2 separate regions of the Homo sapiens genome follow, and region 1 is linked to region 2. Evidence: chromatin loops called from intact Hi-C (ENCODE). Cell type or tissue: heart left ventricle. All regions are shown on one strand. Each heading gives the region's core, and the rest is flanking DNA. Links, peaks and the distances in the headings are about the cores only.

What was found. Peaks named below come from ENCODE experiments on the same cell type or tissue, not always from the same donor. Only the 100,000 strongest peaks of a DNase experiment are listed, where the experiment ranks them.
Region 1: it touches region 2 in a loop (2.0-fold over the local background); 2 of 110 quality-filtered maps call a loop at or near these places.

Annotation. Positions count from the first base shown.
Region 1 is chr10:78,272,662-78,283,161 of GRCh38, forward strand. LINC00595 (long intergenic non-protein coding RNA 595) reads left to right here. Exons shown (of 3, transcript NR_073447.2): 2 at 6,738-6,833; 3 at 6,934-7,552. Among named protein-coding and RNA genes, the nearest start is that of LINC00595, 11 kb to the left of the region's middle. In heart left ventricle, for the core only: no CTCF peak of the experiment used is centred there; a DNase peak (open chromatin) is centred at 5,490; H3K27ac peaks cover 319 bases.
Region 2 is chr10:78,059,296-78,069,795 of GRCh38, forward strand. It overlaps the pseudogene GNAI2P2. Among named protein-coding and RNA genes, the nearest start is that of RPS24, 31 kb to the left of the region's middle. In heart left ventricle, for the core only: no CTCF peak of the experiment used is centred there; no DNase peak of the experiment used is centred there.

The sequences.
Region 1 (10,500 bases), core at 3,948-6,447, 210 kb after region 2:
TCTCCATTGCAAGTACTCAACTCTGCCCTTGTAGCTTGACAAAGACCATAGAAAATATGCAAATGAATGGGCATGGCTGTGTTCCAATAAGACTTTATTCATGGACTCCTAAATTTGAATTTAATATCACTTTCATGTGTCATCAATATTATTCTTTTTTTCCAACCATTAAAAAGTGTAAAAGCCTTTCCTAGCTCATGGCCGTTCAAAACTAACTAGTGGTTTGGAACTGGCTGGTGGGTCATAGTTTGTGGACTTCTGACTCCTGGTCTGGACAGCGATTTTGGGCTTGGCCACACTTTGTTAGGGGAGATTGGATTTTGGCAGAGAGTGAGCGATCTCTACCACTACGTCTACTGCAGGGCTTGCTTAGAGAGAGGTGTCTTAGCAAAAGCAGGGTGCCCCCTGCCCCCTTCTCTGTACAAACAGAAGAGCAGAATTCACTTGGTGAGGGGGGAACAGCAATGCCCCTCTTCCCAAACTTTTCAGGAGCAAGGGGAGGGAGAAGCCATGGTGGGGGGCTCCTGATGTCAACAGGTTGTAGAGAAAGTGTCAGCTCAGCCCTGGAAGGTCTTCTGCAATGCCAGATAAGGAGCTACAAGCTGGCCTCCCAGGGCTAGAGGCTTGCCATCCAGAAGCAACCAGCGGCTGGGCCGGGAGACAGGTGGCAGCACCCCCATCCCTGCTACTAGGGCTCAAGGACACCATGCAGGAGGTGGCTTTCAACCAGACAATGACAATTTTTAATAATTAGAAAGTGACAGCTACAAATATAAAATGTGACCAAAAAATCTGTCAGAAGGAATGAAGATACCATTATTTGAAGAGTGTTTTCCTCCATCCCTCCCTCCTCCTCATCAACTCCCAATGTGGGGGTGGGAGCTTGCCAAGCAAAGCTGATATCAGTTATTGAGAAAAATAGAATCATTCCCTGTTTGTACATCACTGAGTTTATACTGTCAATCAAAACAGCTACACATATTTTTAGCATCAACTGCCAATTATTCTTTCTGTCTCAGAATAATCAGAACCAAAGACTGAAAAATTCACTTAAGGGTGTTAGACATGGAGTCAGGCCAGCCTGGGTTCTGACAGTCCTGGTTCTGACAGGTCCTGTGTGACCTCCACAAGCCCTGTGACCCCTCTGGGACTCAGTCCCCTCATTTGTCAAATGGAGGAGAGTAAAACCTATTGTGCAGGTTCGTGGGGAGAAGCCCATTTCGGAGCATTGCTCAACAGCAAAGGATGACTTTAGTTTGTCTCTGTGGGTCTCAGTCTTCTCGTGTGTCAAGTGGATGGTTGGACTCCATGATCTGTTTCCACTGTGACTTTCAGTCGCTGCACCACTGATGGTTGAGTCTCTGACTTTGGAGGAGAATGCTGCCCTTCACAGGTGCTTCTTTCTACAGGGAGGTTTTGAAGAAGATGAAAGCAGTGGCTTGATTAGGAACTTCCTGCTCTTCAACCTTCCCAGGCTTTCTGGGCACAGTGCAAGCTGACCTCCTCTGGGATGTCCTCCTAGATTTCTTCAGGCACAGGCCATCTCTCCTGTTTATTAGGGACCCGTGTATTTAAACTTGACCTCTACCCCAGCCTTTGTTGTCTACTTTCTGGTCTGCCTGGGGAATTTGCTAGAGGTAAACTCCCTGTAGCCACTCTGATAACTGATCCTAACCCTAACCCTCACCCTAAGCCCACCTGGAGCTCTGTGAATGGGTCTGACATGCACACACACATCATAGCTCTGTCGGCGACACTGGCCCCACTTACTGGCTTTAACCCTCCCTGAGCCTCAGGTCCCAACATTTGCCTTAAGGCACCCTTGCTTAAACAGCCCATTCAGACACACTCACTTGTTTGACCTTGGTGTTGGACACAAGGAGCCCTGCTGTTCAGTTGCTCCTCTCATCCCATAAGTGTGGGCTGGAGGTGCCCTGTTTTGGGGCTAGCCTGGGAGAGGCCACCAATCTCACATGCCTGTCATGCAAAGGAGACAAAGCACCCAGATCTCCCAGCCAGGAGCCCCTGTTGATAGCCATGTCCTCTTGGACCCTGGGGTGACGTGGAGAGCACAGCAACCAGCTGGTCCACAGACCGTGCAGACGTTCTATTGGCCTCACATTGCCCACTGGCTTCGTGCAAGCAGGAAATGCTATCTCAAGTGGAGCTCTGTCCCCTCTTCCTGTCACTGTACAAATGATGGATCAATGACCACCCTGGGAGAGTGATGTTCTTAGGGAACATGTGAGAGAGCCAGCCAATGAAATGTATAATGCAAAATTAAGGATGCTGGTCCTTGTTCACCTCATTAACCATCTAAACTCTTAGTATGTGTGAGGCATGTTGTGGTATGTGACAGCATTTAATTCATCCATTCATTAATTCCTTTTCCATTCAGTGTTTGTGGTCTGTCCATAGGTGTTGGGAATATGGGGCAAATAAGACAAATAGTTCCAGGTCTGGTGGCGCTTACAGCCTGGGAGGAGCTACACAATGAAACAATTACAAAAGCATTTGATTTGACGAGCCTGCAGCCTGGGCTGTGGAGTTGAAGGTGGCCAGACAATGGTGAGGGCCAGGGTATAGGGCAGAGCACCCAAAATGTTCCAGGCAGAGAGAAAAGAAAACAGGTGGGAGAGCTGAAGGGAGATGCTTGTGTCTGGATACCAAAGCATGGGGGTGGGCAAGGTGGTTCTCCAAGGGGGTAGGGAGGGGCTAGACTCTAGGGGCCCCAAAAAGCATGACAATAGTGTTTGAACTTTAGCTGGAGAGCAAGGGAAGTCCCCAAAGCTTTTCTGGCAGTTGTACAGCAGGACAAGTTTTCACTTAGAAGGACTCCTCCAGCTGCTGTGTCCAGGGTACATGGATAGGAGGAGAGTGGAAACTGCTGAGGTCACCCAGGTAAGACATGTGGAAAGCTAGAGCCATTAGGATGGCATGCAATGGGTTGAGATCGGTTCAAGAGCTCTAAGGAGGAAGAGCCCACAGGATTTGGATATAGGGAGAGGGAGCATCAAGACTGTTCTTAGGTCTCCCTTTTGAGTGTCTGGTTGGACGGTGGCGTCTTTAATTAAGATTGGAAACACAGAGGGATAAATGGACTTTGGGAGGAAGATGATTGCCTGTGAGACCCCCAGGTGGGTCTGGAGTTCAGGAGAGAGGTCTGGGGCAGATAGTGATCAAGATGGGAAGTCGGAGGTATAGAGGTGGAGACGGGCTCCTCTGGAGGGCTCAAGTCTTCCAGAGAGGAGTGGACAGGGCCTGGCATGGATCACTGGAAACTTTTCTCAATGCTCCACAGCCTCTATGTACAGTCCTCAAATTATATGCCAATTATGCACCAATTATATAACCCTTCTTGGTCAACCAGAGGAAAAGAAAGATAAAACTAAGAGAGTGTAGTAGAAATGGGGGAGGTTAAGGGTCATTTTTTTGCCTTCTCCTACTCATCCCAGCCACAGGGCCTTTGCACTTGTTGCATGAATTCCTGGACCACCCCTTCCCCAGATGTTGGTCTGGCTGGCTCCTCAGCCTTCAGGTCAAATGTCACCTTCCCTGATAGCCATCTGATTACCCTGTCCCAAACTGTGCTGCTCTCAGCTGTCCCAGCCACAGCAACTGATTTGACTTTCTTGTCTTCTTGTCCTACCTTCCTTCCTTCCTCCCTCCCTCCCTCACTTCCTCCCTTCCTTCCTTCCTTCCTTCCTTCCTTCCTTCCTTCCTTCCTTCCCTCCTTCCTTCCCTCTTTCTTTCCTTTCTTCCTCTCTCTCTCTCTCTCTCTCTCTTCTTATTTTAGAGACAGGATCTTGCTGTGTCGCCCAGGCTAGAGTGCCATGGCACAATCACAGCTCACTGGAGCCTTGAACTCCTGGGCTCAAGTGATCCTCTCAGCTCAGCCTCCTGAGTAGCTGGGACTATACGTGTGCACTACCACACCCAGCTAATTTTTTTTTTTTTTTTTGAGACAGGGTCTCACTCTGTTGCCCAGGCTGGTCTTGAGCTCTTGGGCTCAAACAGTCCTCCTGCCTTGGCCTCCCAAAATGCTGGGATTACAGTCCTGAGCTACCAAGTCCTTTGCTCATTCCTTTGTGGGTCTTTTTTCTGTTTCTCCTGACCATGTAAAACCCCTGAAGGCAGGGACCTTATCTGTGTATTGTTCACAGCTGCTTCTCCAGCACTGTCCTTGGCTTGAGTTATTCTCAATTCCCCTTCCCTTCTCCTCCAACAGGCATGCAGCAGCAACACATGTGTGTGGGCTCTAGCTCTTGTGCCTCTCCTGGGTCTGTTCCTGTCCCTCAGCCACTGCTGTCTGAACTGCATCCATGAGCAGGTCTTGCTTGGGTCACTTGTCTTTCCTCCCTCTGCTCTTCTATTGTATGATTCACATGGCAGCCAGGAGCCTCTGTCTAAAATGGAAATCTTCTCATGTGGTTCCCTTACCTACACTCTGCAAACGACATCTGAAAACAACTCCAAATGCCGTATGACCCTTTTCAGAGGCCATGATAGTCTAGCCCTTGCCTACCCTGCCAGTTTTCTCTCCTCCTTTGCCCTTCACTCTGCGTCAGACACATGGAGCTCTCAGCGTCTCCAGTGTGCTGCTCCTCCCTCTCACCTGGGTGCCTCTGCTCTGCCTGCCATAGCTTGTAGGAGCTCTCTAAATACTGAATGCACACATGACAAATCCAGGACAACAAAGGGAGAAAGGATACTCATTGGGACAGATTTGCCTCCTGTTTCTCTCCCTTTCCAGGGAAGCCTAGCAGAGCGTCTTACATTCTCACTGCAGGTCTCTCGTAAGCCCCAAACACTTTCCCTTGTCCTAGCATTTGATGCCTGAGTCCCTCAACCCAGTACCTTGAACTGCCTCCAGGGCCCCAGCCATCCCAGGCAGCCTTAATTAATTGTAAAATTGATTAAGCAGCCCCCTTTGTTAGGCTGGGCTGGTGTTTATTTGTATTTTCATACTATTATCCTTTTATACTTCTCTGGGCGCCTTCAGCTCTCTACTGACACCTTTTATTGGGGAAATGTTAATTTAAAAATCATCTATAATGCAGGTGTCACAAATCAAAGCTGTTCGGTAATGAGTTGCTCTTATGTCGTATAAAAACAATTAATTAAAACCCTTTCTGAGAGAGCCGTGCCAGCAGATTTATGTTTCCCAGTGTCTCCCCCTCGACCTTCCTTTCTAAGGACCCTCATGCACTCAGCTGGCTTCTATGGGGGTATGGTTTCCTCCCACCTCTCCCCAGGAAATAGAATTCCAGCCCGGTGGAGTGGAGAAGGCTCCAGGAGGGCGTCGGGCCCAACCACCTTGCGTTATGGAGCACAGAGAGGGATTCTGCTGTGGTCACATAGCACCTAAGTGGTTGCAGCAGCCTCAGAACAGGCTGTCCTGCCTGAGTCGTTCCTCGTGATCACTGCTGGCGTTTCTCCTGCTGGCCTTCATGGCAAGGCTGATGGCCAGGGCACACAGGAGCAACGGCACTGCTGGTCTAGCAAGTACCACTCTCTGGCCTGCTCCACAGCCCGGCCACAGCAAGGGAGGTGAGTCATTCTCCGCTGACAGATGCAGTCACTCCACAGATGCTTTCCATCTTTGCTAATTAATTCTGCACTTAAGATAATCCAAGGGCTCTAAGTTCTGGTCTTGCCTCTACTCCTGACCCATCCTGTAACCTTGGGTAAATCACTTCCCCTTGGTTGGGCCTCAGCTTCTCTCTCTACAAAATGGGTATATTGATTGAAACCAGGGGTTGCAAATTCAAATACTCATAGGTACCATCAATGAATAAGGCAGTCCCGGCGGGACCTGGGAAAAACCATAGAGGAGCATGCCCTATCTGAAGGAGACCACCTCTATCCCTTTCAGATGCTTGTGGCCATAAGAAAAAGCAGGCCTGGCGTTGCTCTTTGCAGAGAAACTGGAAATCCAGCTTGGGGTTTCAAAATGTTGATGAGCGGGCCAGACCTTGCTCAATTTGTCCTCAGAGCCCCTTCTTCCACATCCCCTGTTCTGCTCTCAGGGGCTGGCCATGTCTCTCTGTGACCTACTGAGGTTCCAGGGTGGCTGGGTCATCCTGGCTCCTGGGCTTCGTCACCAGCACCTCCTTCCTCCCTCCTTACCTCCCTAGGGTCTAGAGCTGGTGCTGGTCTCTGGGTTGCCTTGCTGGTTTCTCCTCACCTGTGTCTCCAGTCCTCATGTTAAATTCCCTCTGTTTTAAATACCTCCCATGGTTTATGGGTTCCTGGTTGGATCCTGACTGATACATTTCATAATTTTATTAACAGACATTATTATTAATGAACACAATGAAGAGCAAAAATCTTGTCCGTGGGTGGCTGGATAGGGTATGAAGATTCCAGGTTATAATTTGGTTCAGGGTAGACCTGGGAAATCAGACGGTATCAGTCACTGTAGAAGCTTCCAGTCTTATATACTCTCCAGGGCATCTGCATCTGGCCCTTCTGCCTCCACTAAAAAGTGACCTCTCATTCTCCATTGCTGGGACTTCTTCTGGCCCTGCCCTGCTCACCCTCTCCCTGGTTGGTGGTTCTTTTTTTGAGACTAGGCCTTGCTTTCTCACCCCAGGCTGGAGTGTAGTGACGTGATCACAGCTCCTTGCAGCCTCGACCTCCTGGGCTCAAGTGATCTTCCCACCTCAGCCTTCCAAGTAGCTGGGACCACAGGCACACCACAATGCCTGGCTAATTTTTTTTTTGTATTTTTATAGAGATAAGATCTCACTATATTGCCCTGGCTGGTCTCAAACTCCCGTGTTCAAGTCATCTGCCTGCCTCGACCTCCTAAAGGGCAAGCGGGATTACAGGTGTGAGCCATTGTGCCTGGCCTGGTGACTTCTTTTATGAAGGGGGATTGGGTGGGCTCCATGCAGGCAAATGACTCTCTCCCTCCCCTGACCTCTCCAGCCTTCTCCACAGCCCAGCCACAGTGAGGGAGTCATCAGCACTGGAACCCGGGGTCCACGGCCTTGGAGGATCCGGACCCTCCGCATTTGAGGAACTTGGCCTTCAGTCAGGGAGCCAAGAAGTCCCTGCCAATCAAGGAGGGGGTGTGGGCTGGTGGGGGGGGGGCAGCCTTGGGGCACGGGAGCTGATAGACCAGACTCAAGAGTTCTACTCCTGACTTCTAGATTGTTCCACCTCCATATGGAATATGTTCCTTCCATCTAACACTGTGTGATTTGGGGACCATCCAACTCAAATGAAAGAAGCCAAGCCATGCAGCGAGCCACCCCCTCCCCAATGTGGGGTACCCCCTGCCCCCGCCCAGCTCCCCTGCCCTCCCAGCTGAGGGGGGATCGCCGCCTGGTGATCTCAGCCTCCCCTCCAAGTGGGCTGTGAAGTGTCTAATCCAGGCTTTCATCTGGCATCCACAATTATAATGTCAAGATTGAATAATCTGCCTTTATCTCCCGGGTGACAGCCATGTAGAAACTTCAAAAGAAACAGTTTTGCTGGCATCTAACGGCTTTTGTTAATTACTATATCCCAAAGAAAATGAAATAAAGGAGGGAGAAAAATGATATTTCTCTGTGACAACTTTGTAAAAATATCAGTGATGAAGTGGTGCGGTTTAAGGGCTTTAAGTATTCATGCGGCTGAGATGGGGCCTCTACCCTCCCGCTGGGAAGCTTAAGCGTGCCCGAGGGTGCATGCACACACACACTCACACACTCACACATGCACACACGCACTCGGATCTGCTCCCAGACCCCTTCAAACACCATACATGTGGTTATGGGCACTCATCTTCATAACCCTCTCACAAAGTCCTGTGCTACACACACGCACACACACACACACTCATACGAGTAGAGTACTCCTTCCTTCATTGGATGGTTCAGAACCCTTCCTATGACCCCAGTTGCTGCTAGGGACACAGGCTTGAAAGAGGGTCCTTTCAGGGTAGCGGGACAGCGAGGAAGACACACAGGCAGACAGTAGCTCGTTTTCTGTTTTCTCTTGTGTCACACTGCACAGGTGTCATGTGCCATGTGGGCACCTAAGAACCATGTGATGGAGGGAGCAAAAGCACAGGCTGTGGGCCGGGCTGCCTGGATTTGAATCCTGGGGATATCTTGCTGTAGCTGTGTGACCTCGGGCAAGTCATTCAACTTCTCTGTGCTGGAATGTCTTCACCTGTAAAATGGGGTCAATAATCGGGTGTCCTGGACAGGAGGAGGTACAAGATGAGGTAAATGAAGTAACACAGTTAAAGTGGTCCCCAAATGTTAGCTGTCATTTAGAGGTGTGCAGAGTGGCTGACTCTGCCTGAGGAGGAGTGGCCTGGCGTTACCAGAAGGCTTCATGGAAGAGGCGATATTTGAGTTTGCAGCCTTGAAGGTTAGAGGAAAAGGAGCACATATCCCAGGCAGAAAAAACAGCTCATGCAAAGACTTACAGGTATGGTGGTGCATTCATGTCCCATCCGTGGTGAACATCTGGTGTGACTGGAGAACAGTGTGAGGTATCAGGAGGAGAACTGGATGGGTAAAGGCTCTGGAAAGGTAGGCGGGATGTACCTTAGTGGTGACAGACCTTGGGTTTCATTGAGAGGGTGGAGTTTCCCTCGAGGAGCTGGGGGCTGCTGAAGGGCTGTGGTCTGTTGAGGACCCCCATCAGATGGGGGGAGCCATGGAGAATCGGGGGCAGGTGGGCATGGCCTGGAGTGGGCCTGGAAACAGGAGACCAGGCTGTTCTGAGAGGTCATGGGGCACCCCCACACTCACTCGCTGACACACACATACACACTCACACGTGTTCATAAACACCCACAGGCTCACAGTTCCACACCGGTACACACATACTTTCCTTTCCTCTTGTTTCCCAAATGGCACTTGTAGGTGGACTTTTAAATTGAAACTCCATTTCTCTGCAGTGGCTCTTGACTCCTCAATTACCTGGTAGTGGATTGGCAGAGATGTGATTAATGGAGGAAATTGCCAAAATTAACCCCTGGAGGCCTTATGTGCTCCTCTGTGATATGAAGGGAGTGCCTCCGAGGTAGAGGAGCATGGGCTGGCGACAGCTTTGGTCCTGTGGGGCAGGAGACCTGGCATCTGGTTCGGGTCTCAGTCTCCCTAGCTGTAAAATGGGAGAATTGAACTCGTTCTCCAAGAGCCCATCTAATGACATTGTTCTAGGGTCTTCATGAGGGCTAAACAATCACATCAGTGTGTGCTAGAAATGCCTCCCACAGAGCAGTGAGCTCATTTCAAAGCAAAAAGCAGTTTTGGGATAACAGTCTACTGAGTGCCAGGCACAGAGCCAGGCACTGCAGGGGATTCAAACCTGAGTAGGAGAGGATATCTGTGTCCTACTTCCTCCTGGCCTCAGCCCTCTTGTTACTTTGGAAGTCCCTGGAGGACAGACACTGTCTGGAAGCTGATGCCAAGGTACCCTGGGCACTGAGTGAGGGAGAGGTGGCACCCCATTTGATTGGAAGGGGCAGCGTGTATAGACTGAGCCAGGCCTCTGGGGGAAAGGGAAGGTGAACATCCCAGGCATGGGGCATAGCCTGGGCCCAGGAAGAAGCTCAGGATGTGTTTGGGACCTGTTTTGACTGCCTGGAGCTCAGAGAGTGAGACCTGGAGGGTCAAGGCCAGGAAGGTGTGGGTATTTGGAGGCCTTGGTCTTATTTTAGACAGTAACACAAAGTGGCTCCAGCAGAGGCAGGGAGGTAAAGGAAGCCTCCACAAAGTATCCTATGGGCACCAGGGCGGGAGGAGCTGTTGGCCTTCAGGAGCTGCTGGTCACACGATTGGCCAGCCTGGGGGACCCGTCAACCTCTGCTTTTCTTATCATGCCCTTTTTACTCTTTTTTTCTACTTGAGGCTGGCTGGCTTGTGAGGAAAATGGCCACCCCTTCTCAGCTTGCCACAACCTAGACTGAGGAACCAGGTTTCTCTGGGGAGAGGATCTGATGGGTTCCACGTGGGTCTAATCGGATTTGACAAAAGAGGTGGAGTACTACTATGGGCAGAGCATGACAAACCCCTTTGCAGGATTGTGGGGGCTTGGCTGGCTGCCACTCTCCCTCCCTTCGGCTTTGGAAGCTTGGCAGAAGATTGCATGGATGTTTGTAGGCCATGGGGACCCGTGGCAGGTGGGGTCCGCCACATTTTAAAAAGGCTGTCTGACTCTAGAGTCATAAGTGGACACAATACGTAGGGAGGGAGCCAGAATAAAGCAAGAATATCCCAACCTTGTGAGGTCACAAACAGAGTCTCTTCCCTTAGCGTAAAGTGGCTTTCCGGGGAGATCCTGTCCTCAAATTCTCCCTTTCCCATGGCAATCAGCAAGGGGGTTTTCCTGGTATTTGTGGTCAGGTCTTGACCCATGGAAGCAGGCAGGTAGAGAAGACTAGTGACTCTCTACCCTGGAAGGCAGGAGACTGGGGCAGGAAGTTTGAGGCTTGGACTAAGAGGTGACCCTGTTGGCACAAGAAGGACAGCAGGGCAGGCAAGTGGAATC
Region 2 (10,500 bases), core at 4,757-7,256:
GTAGGGAGTTCAAGACCAGCCTGACCAACATGGAGAAACCCTTGTCTCTGCTAAAAATACAAAATTATCCAGGGTGGGGTGGCACATGCCTGTAATCCCAGCTACTCAGGAGGCAGAGGCAGGAGAATCACTTGAACCCGGGAGGCGGAGGTTGCGGTGAGCCGAGATCGCACCATTGCTCTCCAGCCTGGGCAAGAAAAGTCTCAAAAAAAAAAAAAAAAAAATCTTGGAGGTCAGTGAAAATAAAGATGTAACTTTTTTCTTATCCAAGTTCATGGGACCCCTGCATTCTATCCGTGGACCCCATGGGGAGTGGCTGTGCTCCCCAAGTTAAGAACCCCTGGGTGACAGGTACTTTAAGAAATGCTTGTGTGTGTGTGTGTGTGTGTGTGTGTGTATTACATTCTGTAGATATATGCACCTATGCATCTACCAGGATTCTCCTACCCACAGAGAAAGCTACAGGGGACACCTCTTACCACTCCAGGTGGACCTGCTATGCACACACACACACACAGCCACAGGCATGTCAGAGACACACTGCATGTGTACATGCACATGCTCGTATGCAGCACATGGGGTCATGTGCACACACACCCCCGGAGAAGTGTACACACAACTTACACTTATACCTGCCCACAGAGCTGCAGGGACACATGCTCACACACACAAGCATGTGGACACATACTCCTGGCTCTGTACCCAGCGCTTCCTGTACACATGTGCACACAATTCTAAGTCCTAGGCAGGATGGACAGAGGAGGTCAGATTCATGCCATCTGGATACTGTCCCCAGGCACTAAGGAGGCCTAATCCAAGAGGATCAGAATCCTACCCAATCCACTCTCCCCAAGTGCAAACCAAGGAGCCAGTGAAACTCTAATCTGTACCCTAATGGGATTTGATCAACGTCGCTGTGCCACCATGAGTGGGGCTGCCACAGAGCCCTCGATTTGAGCTTGTCTGACCCCGTGGTGAGGGAGTAGGGCAGTGGGCCCAGTACAGTGCGGGCGCCCCCTCAAAGGAAAGCATTCTTCATTGGTAATGAACATTATGTCTGCAGAAACTAATGGCCCAACCTCCTATTCAGTTTATGTAAAATAAAACAGGCCATATGCTGCTGCTTTCAGAGTTTGGGTGTTTAAATTAAATGTTGTTCAATGAATATTCAAGCCCATTTGCTCCAAAGTTGTGCTCAATGTGGTGGTGGCTCTCATCCCCCTCCTTCCTCGCAGCCCCTCCCTGCTCCAGTACCCAGGGTATTAAGCCATTAGAACGGGGTGTGAACATCCAGGCATCTGTCTTCCAACGGAAAGTTGGATATTAAAATGCCGGAGCAGATGACAGTATAAATAAAGACATACAGTGAGAGGCTCGTCTGGTTATTTTTTTGTTTGGTAATTAAGACTGAGGAGGTTTTGACTTAAGTTCTGTCTTATTGAGAAACAGAGATAGGGGGCTGAGATCATTCCACCTCTTCCCTCTTTACTTTGCCCATCTGCCCAGAGAGCGGCTTCTGTGTTGGCCTCCATGTAACTGGCTTATTGACGAGTGTCATGTTGGTGGCATAGAGATGTGAAATGATTTTATTTTTATTTTTATTTTTTTTGAGATAGAGTCTCGCTCTGTCGCCCAGGCTGGAGTGCAGTGGCGCGATCTCTGCTCACTGCAAGCTACGCCTCCTGGGTTCACGTCATTCTCCTGCCGTGGCCTCCCGAGTAGCTGGGACTACAGGCGCCTGCCACCACACCTGGCTAAATTTTTGTATTTTTAGTAGAGACGGGGTTTCACCATGTTAGCCAGGATGGTCTCGATCTCCTGACCTCGTGATCCGCCCACCTCGGCCTCCCAAAGTGCTGGGATAACAGGCATGAGCCACCACGCCCGGCCGATTTTATTTTTCTCCAGCTAACTTCTCTCTGCTGAACTCTGTCAGATTATCCTTAACATGAGCTGGAGCAGAGTCCAGAGTTTTATGGTCAGTTATAACTGAGCCTGGTTCAAAACTGGCTCATCTCTGTTGGAACTCCCACCTTCCCCATCGGAGGCCCGACCGGTGCTTGGGTGAGGGAAGTGGGGAGGGGTAGTGTCTCTTCTCTCATGCCTCTGCCCACTCCAGAGCCTTGGGTCTTCCTGTCTGGGGTTGGAGGCAGGGCTTCCTGTGGGTGGTGGAAGGTGACTCTACTCTGACCCTCCTCTATCAGGGTTTGCTTCCCTGGCTGATGTGGTGGTTTCCATGTAGATGGTGGGGCAGGTGTCCTTGGGACAGAGTTCAGCTCATGCCAGCACCATCCATCACTGAATATCCCCTCTGAGAGAAGCTGGGGCTCTCTTCAGCCCCATGAGTGGTGCACTCCTCCAGCCCTCTTTCTGAGTGCGGCATTGTGTCTCCTGGACTGTCCTGGGATTCCGGCGCATCCTCTGACCTCCACATCTCCATGTGGCTCCACAGGAGGGGCTGTGAAATGGGGGTGCAGAGGCCCACACTCTTTTTTTCCTGAGCAGTCTACCCTGTGCCATCCATACTCTGCTGCTGGTGTGGGGTCTTCCACAAGCCCTCCACCTTCTGAGATCTCTAGGGGCACGTGGGCAACGTGCTCCATGCTCACATCTATTCCCAAGCTCCCGGTGTCCTGAGTTAGGCTCACGGGAGCACTCCCTCCCTAGATTTTGTTCCTCTCCCACGGCAGCCACAGAGTGGGGCTGCAGATCCTGCAGGTCGGCAGGCACCCGGCTCGGGAGGGAAACACCAGCTTCCATCTTTCGGGCACCCCCATTTCTTTTTTTTGTGGTAAGGAAGATTGGGGACTCTTTTTATATTTAATTTTTGAATAAATAATATATTTACATGATTCAAAAACCAAAAGAATATGAAAAGGCAAATATTATCTTTTTTTATTATACTTTAAGTTCTGGGATACATATGCAGTACGTGCAAGTTTGTTACATAGGTATACATGTGCCATGGTGGTTTGCTGCACCCATCAACCTGTCATCTACATTAGGTATTTCTGCTAATGATATCCCTCCCCTATCCCCTACCTTCCGACAGGCCCCGGTGTGTGATGTTCCCCTCCCTGGGGCACCCCCATTTCTATGAGGGATTCTCTTGGAGCTCCTCTCATCACAATGACGGCTCTCTACGTGACCACTTCCCCCACCATCCTCTTCTTTCTCTTCCCTCCCCAGTCTTTCCTATAGATGGTGTGTGTTGGTGGTTTGGGGTGGAGCCTGGTGTTAGAGGGGCTGGTTGTGTTTCTTTTTGATGAAGACCTTGGGGACATGTCTGCTGCTGGTGGGTCTCTTTAGATGTGTGATAGTGAGCACGTCTTTGCCCTTAGTTTTGTTTCCAGTGTCTTGGGGCAACAGTAAAAAAAAAAAAAAAAAAAAAAAAAAATCCCATTTGAGATCCTGTTGCACACATTTAGACTGAGAGTTTGTTTAGGACTAGAAAAATTTTAGAAACATCATGAGGGTCTTCCTGCTTTTCCCCTTCACTCCTATCCCTAAGTCACCTCCCAACCCAAATTGCTCCCATGCCTCTAATTATCCCCTCTGTGCAGGAGACCCCCAAGCCTCCTCCACCAGCCCTGAGCTTTCTCTGCAGGAGTCCTCTTAGCTATCCCACCACTTTCAGTCTGCTCAGACCCACCCTCATCATCTTTCCTTCCCTTCCGTCTCCCACAATCCAGGCCAGTGTTTTCTCTACAGTAAGAATTTGCCCCACAAGCATTCAATTGAGCAGCTACTGTACACCAAGTCCTGTGATAGGTGCTGGGGATACAGGGACAACCAAAAATGGTTGTTGCCCTCAAAGAACTCTTGGCATAGTGGTAGCCATTGACCCAAGAAGAGGTCCTCAGTATGAAATGGGAAGAGCTAAGGTAAGCACAAGGCATGAATATGCCACCTTTCCTGGGCACACAGGAATGGCTTCCGGGAGGGATGATCTCTGGGCTCAGTCTTGAATTGCAATAAGTAGCAAAGTAAGAAATAGGAAGGCATTGCAGGGAAAGGAAACAGCAAGAACAAAGGCGTGGAGGCATGGACTAGCATGTGCTGAGAACTTGGAGCAGTTCCATGTTCCTGGGGTCTAAAGTGCAGGGTGGGGAGTGGGAAAAGATAAGCTGGTTTCCTGACTCTGTTCCTAGCACCTCCCTCCTTTCAATCATCCATGGGCAAGTTGTGGTCGACTCCTCTGCAGTAAACCTTCACCCCTGCTGTTCACCCCACCACAGAGTTAAAGATGGGGTGGGGTGGCTGACCACATGGTATCTTCTCACTTGGATGCCATGTTGCCAGTAGGTGAGGATGGTGAAGTCTCCCCTGTGGGAGGTGGCCTGGAGGGACCATTTGGGGTAAGACAGCTACCCCAAGGCCAGCCCCTCTGCCCTCACCCTGATCCTTCCTCTAGGCTCCGCTTTTGGTCTGAATTCTTAATCTCCTCGATCTTTGACTTCCCTTTGCTTTCTTAATCCTTGAGTTTGCTGCAGAATTTGGCCCACAGATTTCATCTGGTCCCTTGAATAGGCAGTTCAGTTGGATCCATCTCCGTTGGCATTGACATTTTACACATGGCAGGATGGTTTTCAGGAAAAGGACCTGTGTTGTGTGGACCCTGAGGTATCTTTATGAGTTCCTGCCTGGCCAGCTCCCCAAAACTCCTGGCCACTACTCAACTGTCCTAGAGAATTGGGATCCCCTAGGTGAGGTCAGTTGGTAGCCTTCTTCCTTGGTGTGTGTGGGTTGAGAGAGATTGGCAGGGAGCCAGTGTCCCAGCTGAGAATCTGTTCCTGGGCTCAGAAGAAGCGGAGTGTCTCTGCCTAGTGACCCCGGGACATTCACAGATACGTGATCCGTGGTGGGTGTGCTCCATCCCAGTTTGATGGGATCCCTGGTCCAAAGCACGTACCTAGGCTCCTGGCTCTTCCAGGCAACTGGCGAGAACTCACAGAATGCATTTTCTTTTTTTTTGAGACAGGGTCTTGCTCTGTCTCCCAGGCTGGAGTGTGGTAGTGTGATCATGGCTTGCTGCAGCCTTGACCTCCCCAGCTCAAGTGATCCTCCCACCTCAGACTCCTGAGTAGCTGGGACTACAGGCATGTACCACTATACCGGGCTAATTTTTTTATTTTTTGGCAGAAACAGGGTTTTGCCATGTTGCCCAGGCTGGTCTTGAACTCCTGAGCTCAAGCAATCCACCCGCCTCTGCCTCCCAAAGTGCTGGGACTACAGGTGTGAGCCACAGTTCCCGGCCTAAATGCATTTTCTTTTCCTTTTTTTTTTTTGTTGAGATAGAGTATCGCTCTGTCGCCCAGGCTGGAGTGCAGTGGCACGATCTCGGCTCACTGCACACTCTGCCTCCTGGGTTCATGCCATTCTCCTGCCTCAGCCTCCTGAGTAGCTGGGACTACAGGTGCCTGCCACCACATCTGGCTAATTTTTTTTTTTGGTGGGTTTTTTTTTTATTATACTTTAAGTTTTAGGGTATATGTGCACAACATGCAGGTTAGTTACATATGTATACATGTGTCATGTTGGTGTGCTGCACCCATTAACTCGTCATTTAGCATTAGGTATATCTCCTAATGCTATCCCTCCCCCCTCCCCCCACCCCACAACAGGCCCTGGTGTGTGATGTTCCCCTTCCTGTGTCCATGTGTTCTCATTGTTCAATTCCCATCTATGAGTGAGAACATGCGGTGTTTGGTTTTTTGTCCTTGTGATAGTTTGCTGAGAGTGATGGTTTCCAGCTTCATCCATGTCCCTACAAAGGACATGAACTCATCATTTTTTATGGTTGCATAGTATTCCATGGTATATATGTGCCACATTTTCTTAATCTAGTCTATCATTGTTGGACATTTGGCTTGGTTCCAAGTCTTTGCTATTGTGAATAGTGCCACAATAAACATACGTGTGCATGTGTCTTTATAGCAGCATGATTTATAATCCTTTGGGTATATACCCAGTAATGGGATGGCTGGGTCAAATGGTATTTCTAGTTCTAGATCCCTGAGGAATCGCCACACTGACTTCCACAATGGTTGAACTAGTTTACAGTCCCACCAACAGTGTAAAAGTGTTCCTATTTCTCCACATCCTCTCCAGCACCTGTTGTTTCCTGACTTTTTAATGATCACCATTCTAACTGCACATGCGGCTAATTTTTTGTATTTTTATTTTTTATTTTTTTTTAGTAGAGACGTGGTTTCACTGTGTTAGCCAGGATGGTCTTGATCTCCTGACCTTGTGATCTGCCCACCTCGGCCTCCCAAAGTGCTGGGATTACAGGTGTAAGCCACCGCGTCCGGCCCCTAAATGCATTTTCTTGATAACTAGAGCCAAGCAATTCTGGAGGGGAACATGCTATAAGGAAACCGTTCATTGATTTCTTCATTCTTTCACTCTGGCAGAGGCTGCACTGGGAATTGGAGGATAGCAGAATGAAGAAGATACAGCTCCTTTTCTCAAGGGGTTTGTGGTTTAGTGGGAGCTGTGAGCAGGCTCTGTGATGTGTGTGTTTAATGGCAGTGGGCAGCACAGCCAGCCACCTGCAGAGGGGGAGGGGTGCTTCTTAATTCCTGGATGCTTTTAATCTGCGTGTGGTGGCAGGCCCACCTACAGGAACAAACTGCAGTGCATCAGACTATGGGGTATAGTTCTGGGACATATTGTGTGATACAGAGAGGGTGAGGTGCCCCCCAGGAGAGGAAGGCTCTGAACTGTGTCCATCAAGAGTGGCTCTGGGGTTGGCAGAAGTGATCTGTTGTTTCACTGGGCAGAGGCAGCCCTCCTGGCTTTCTGAGATCTAAGAGTCAGGTCGTGCTAATAATCCTGGACCTATTCCAGGGGCCCCTCCCACCACCCAGTGACAAAAGGAAGCAGCTCCAAGGCTTGGGACTTCCTTATGGCCCTGAAGCTAGGAAAGGGAGTGCCCAGGACAGGAACAACTGGTACACCCGAGCGGGGCTCCCTCCTGGTGTCTCTGCAAAGGGGAGTCATATCATCCCAGTGAGAGGCGGGAAGGGCAGGCGGGAGTCAGATGCTTTTTCTGTGAGTTGGGATTGCAGTTCTGCCTCCCCCAGAGTGTTTGTTATGAGCAAACACATAATTTGTGAAAGTGTTGGGAAAAGATCAGCTCCTGTGAAAAAATAAAACACTATTCACACTTCTACCTGATTTTTTCTCATTCTGGTGGAATTCCCCCCACCACAAATGAGTTTCTTAAAACCAAACAACAAACCAACCAGCTCACCCCCACCCACCCCATCACAACACATTTATTTAGTGCCTACTTGTTGTTGGTTACTTACAATGAAAGAAAGGCAGGCAGATGGATAACCTAGTTCAATATTTTACGTGAGATGCATTATTTTACTAAGTCCTTTCCAAACCATACCCATCAGATCCTATCTCCATGGGAGTGGAGAAATTTGAGCAACAGAGAGGTTAGGAAATTTTCCTGAGGTCACAGGGTTAGGCAGTAGCAGAGCCGGAATTTAAACCCCAGTCTTCTGTCTCCAAATGACCTGCTTGGCTAATGCTAGATTGGCCTTGAAAGGTTATATTTTTATTTGGTTGAGGAGACTCTTTCAGTTCCAGGCGACCAAAACAAACAATTCTTTATGCCATGGCTGGGCTGAAAATTCCTCAGTGAAGGGCAGTGGCTCTGGGAATATTTTACACATCTCTTCTCATCTTCAAAGGCAGCTGAGCCGTGGTGTCCTGGGTTCTGTGGTGGCCTCATCTGCAGACTCCCACAAGAATTTGGGGAAATCTTTGCAGGCATGTGGGGGTTGGCCCCTTGGGAAGAACATTCAGACAGTGTGGAGTCATAGCTGGTACCCAGGGCCCAGAAGATGCCCCACTGCTCCTTCGGGATGCCCCACGGGAAGTGCCGTTCCATTGTTGTGGGCGGAATTTTGTGGAACACAACCCCTTGGAGCCAGCTCAGGCACGAGGGTTGCATGTGGGGGGGCCCGGGCAGGGCATGGTTATTGGAGTGGGACAGGGATGGATCTCTAGATGGAAAGTGAGGCCAGCGGCTGGTGGGAACTGGATCTTGGAAGCCCCAGAGAGGGAGCAGCTGCTCTCTCTTGGGCTGCGTGGCTTAGCTCTTTGCCTATTTCTGAGCCTCTGCCCCATTTTCCAATTTGAGCCAGGCTTCCCCTGCTTGCTTTGACTTCTCTGCTCTGTGTGCCCCCTCCAGCTTCAGTTTGCAGGTAGCTTGGTTTTCTAGAGGGCCTCTTGTGGCTGTGACCACACACAACCCTAAATGCCATCACCATCTTACCTACATTATGTTTTTTCTTTCTACATTTTGTAATTTTAAACTAGATGAAGAATTCCATAAAACATGCAAAAAAAGCAAGGATGTGCCCAGTGCTGAAAGCCTGGGCCTGGAGTGAGAGTGTGGAGGCAGGAGGTAGCAGTGGCTCCCGGGTTAGCGCTGAGGAGCTGCATTTAGGTTAATGGGGACTGGGCCAGGGCAGGGGTGGGCCTAATGGTGACATTGGCAGTTGTCTGGAGCAGCCCTGGGAACCTAGCTCTGTGGAAGGCAGGGCAGGGGTGGTGTCCCCAGGGGAAGGGTGGTATCAACCCACAGACACACTCAAGGCTCAGAATCATTGGAAGGGGGTGGGTGGATGCTGGTCAGTGGGTGCCCAGGCTGGACAAGTGAGTGCCCCTCCAGACACAGGCATTGGGAGACTCAGCATGTGTTCCCCTCCCCATCACAGAGCAAGGCAATGTTTAAAAACTAGAATAGATGCCTAGGAAGCGGGTACTGTGGCCATTCCAGGCACCTAGAACAAGGGCAGGCTTCAAACAGGGAGCCCTGTGGTAACCCCTCCCATCTCTGGAGCTGAGGGAGGGGACAGGGGAAGCCAAGAACAGAGACAGGAAAAGGGGAAAAGTGGCCAGGGGGACAGACAGAAGGAGGATGGTCTTCTTGACCCCATCACCCTCAGGGCTGGGGGCACAGAGTTGGCCCATCCTGCCAGCCTCACCACCCCTCAGAAGAGGCCACAGTTCTTCTGGCTATGATTTTTTATTTTGAGACAGGGTCTTGCTCTGTCATCCAGGCTGGAGTGCAGTGGTGTGATCATAGCTCGCTGCAGCCTCTAACTCCTGGGCTCAAGCGATCCTCCTGCCTCAGGATCCTAGTCCCGAGTAGCTGGGACTACAGGTGCATGCCACTGTGCCTGGCTTTTTTTTCTTTTTTGGTAGAGATGGGGTTGCACTCTGTTGTCCAGGCTAATTTTGAACTCCTGGCTTCAAGATATCCTCCTGCCTCGGCCTCTCACAGTGTTGGAATAATAGGCATAAGCCACCACACCCAGCCCTTCTGGCTGTTCTTGATGGTGATGTCAGTCGTGCTCTGCACATTCTGTTTTTCATGTCGGTGACAGCATAGGTGACTTGTGCATGGATCTCCCTGGTGTTCTTGCGCTATTCAGGCCCTCTCACTTACTCTGATGTAGCTGGCAGCCTCGTCAGACTTGCTGACCCCTGTGTACTTGTGGAAGCAGATGGTGGGGGCTGCGTGTGATCTTCTCCTCACCTAGGTCCTTCTTCTTGATGAAGAGGATGACAGACGTTTCCATGACCACTTGACATAGATGCTGCCAAACAGCTTCATGTTCTGGTGTGTGTGATTCAGCTTGTCCTCAGCTCAGGCCACAGATGCTCAAGCCTGCACAGAAGATGGTGGCTGTGATGCCCTCAAAGCAGTGGGTCCACTGCTGCCCAGACTGCTGACTGCCACATCAGCCATCTTGAAGAGAGTAGGTCCCTGGAGGTGAAGGGCGTCTTTAAGCAGCTCTGCAGCTCCACCTTCTGTGTGGGGGCATGGTCACTCTGTGTCCTGTGGCTCCAGGTCGTTCAGGTGGAAGGCGGCTAAACTGTGGAGCTGGTGTCCTGTGGGTAACCAAAGCAGGATGAAACAGGCATCCCATGGAGCAAATCCAATGGGCAGCCCAGAGATTCCGGATGACGCTGGACAGCTTCAGTTTGCAGGTGGCATCTGGACAGGTCCTCAGGGAGTGCACCCTGGCCCACAACTGTGTAAGACATTGCAAACTGTTGCCTGGCATCATCCGTATGGAAGGGGTTGGCAAAGTCAGTCTGTAGGTTGCCTGTGGCCTTGACGATGGCCATGATGGCCTGGAGGGTGTGGCTGTAGATGACTGCCCTGCACAGCCAACCTTCCTCCTCTGAGTAACCATCCTCTTGGATGATCTGCTTTGAGGTCCTTAGGGCAGGTATCTATCTCTAGTCTAATCAAGGGAGAGCGTGTGGTACAACCATGGCTTCCTACTTCCTAGAGCTGCACCTAAGACAAAGATGCTTTAACACATCTGCCTGGACCAGGGGCTAGCTGAGGACATTTGCTTCACTCCAGACCATCAGCGGGAGGGCAGAACCTGGAGCATGGCTTCCCGGGCTCAGTGTCTCGTGCTCTGATCTTTTCAGAGTGGGCAGCTGCCTCTGAAGGCT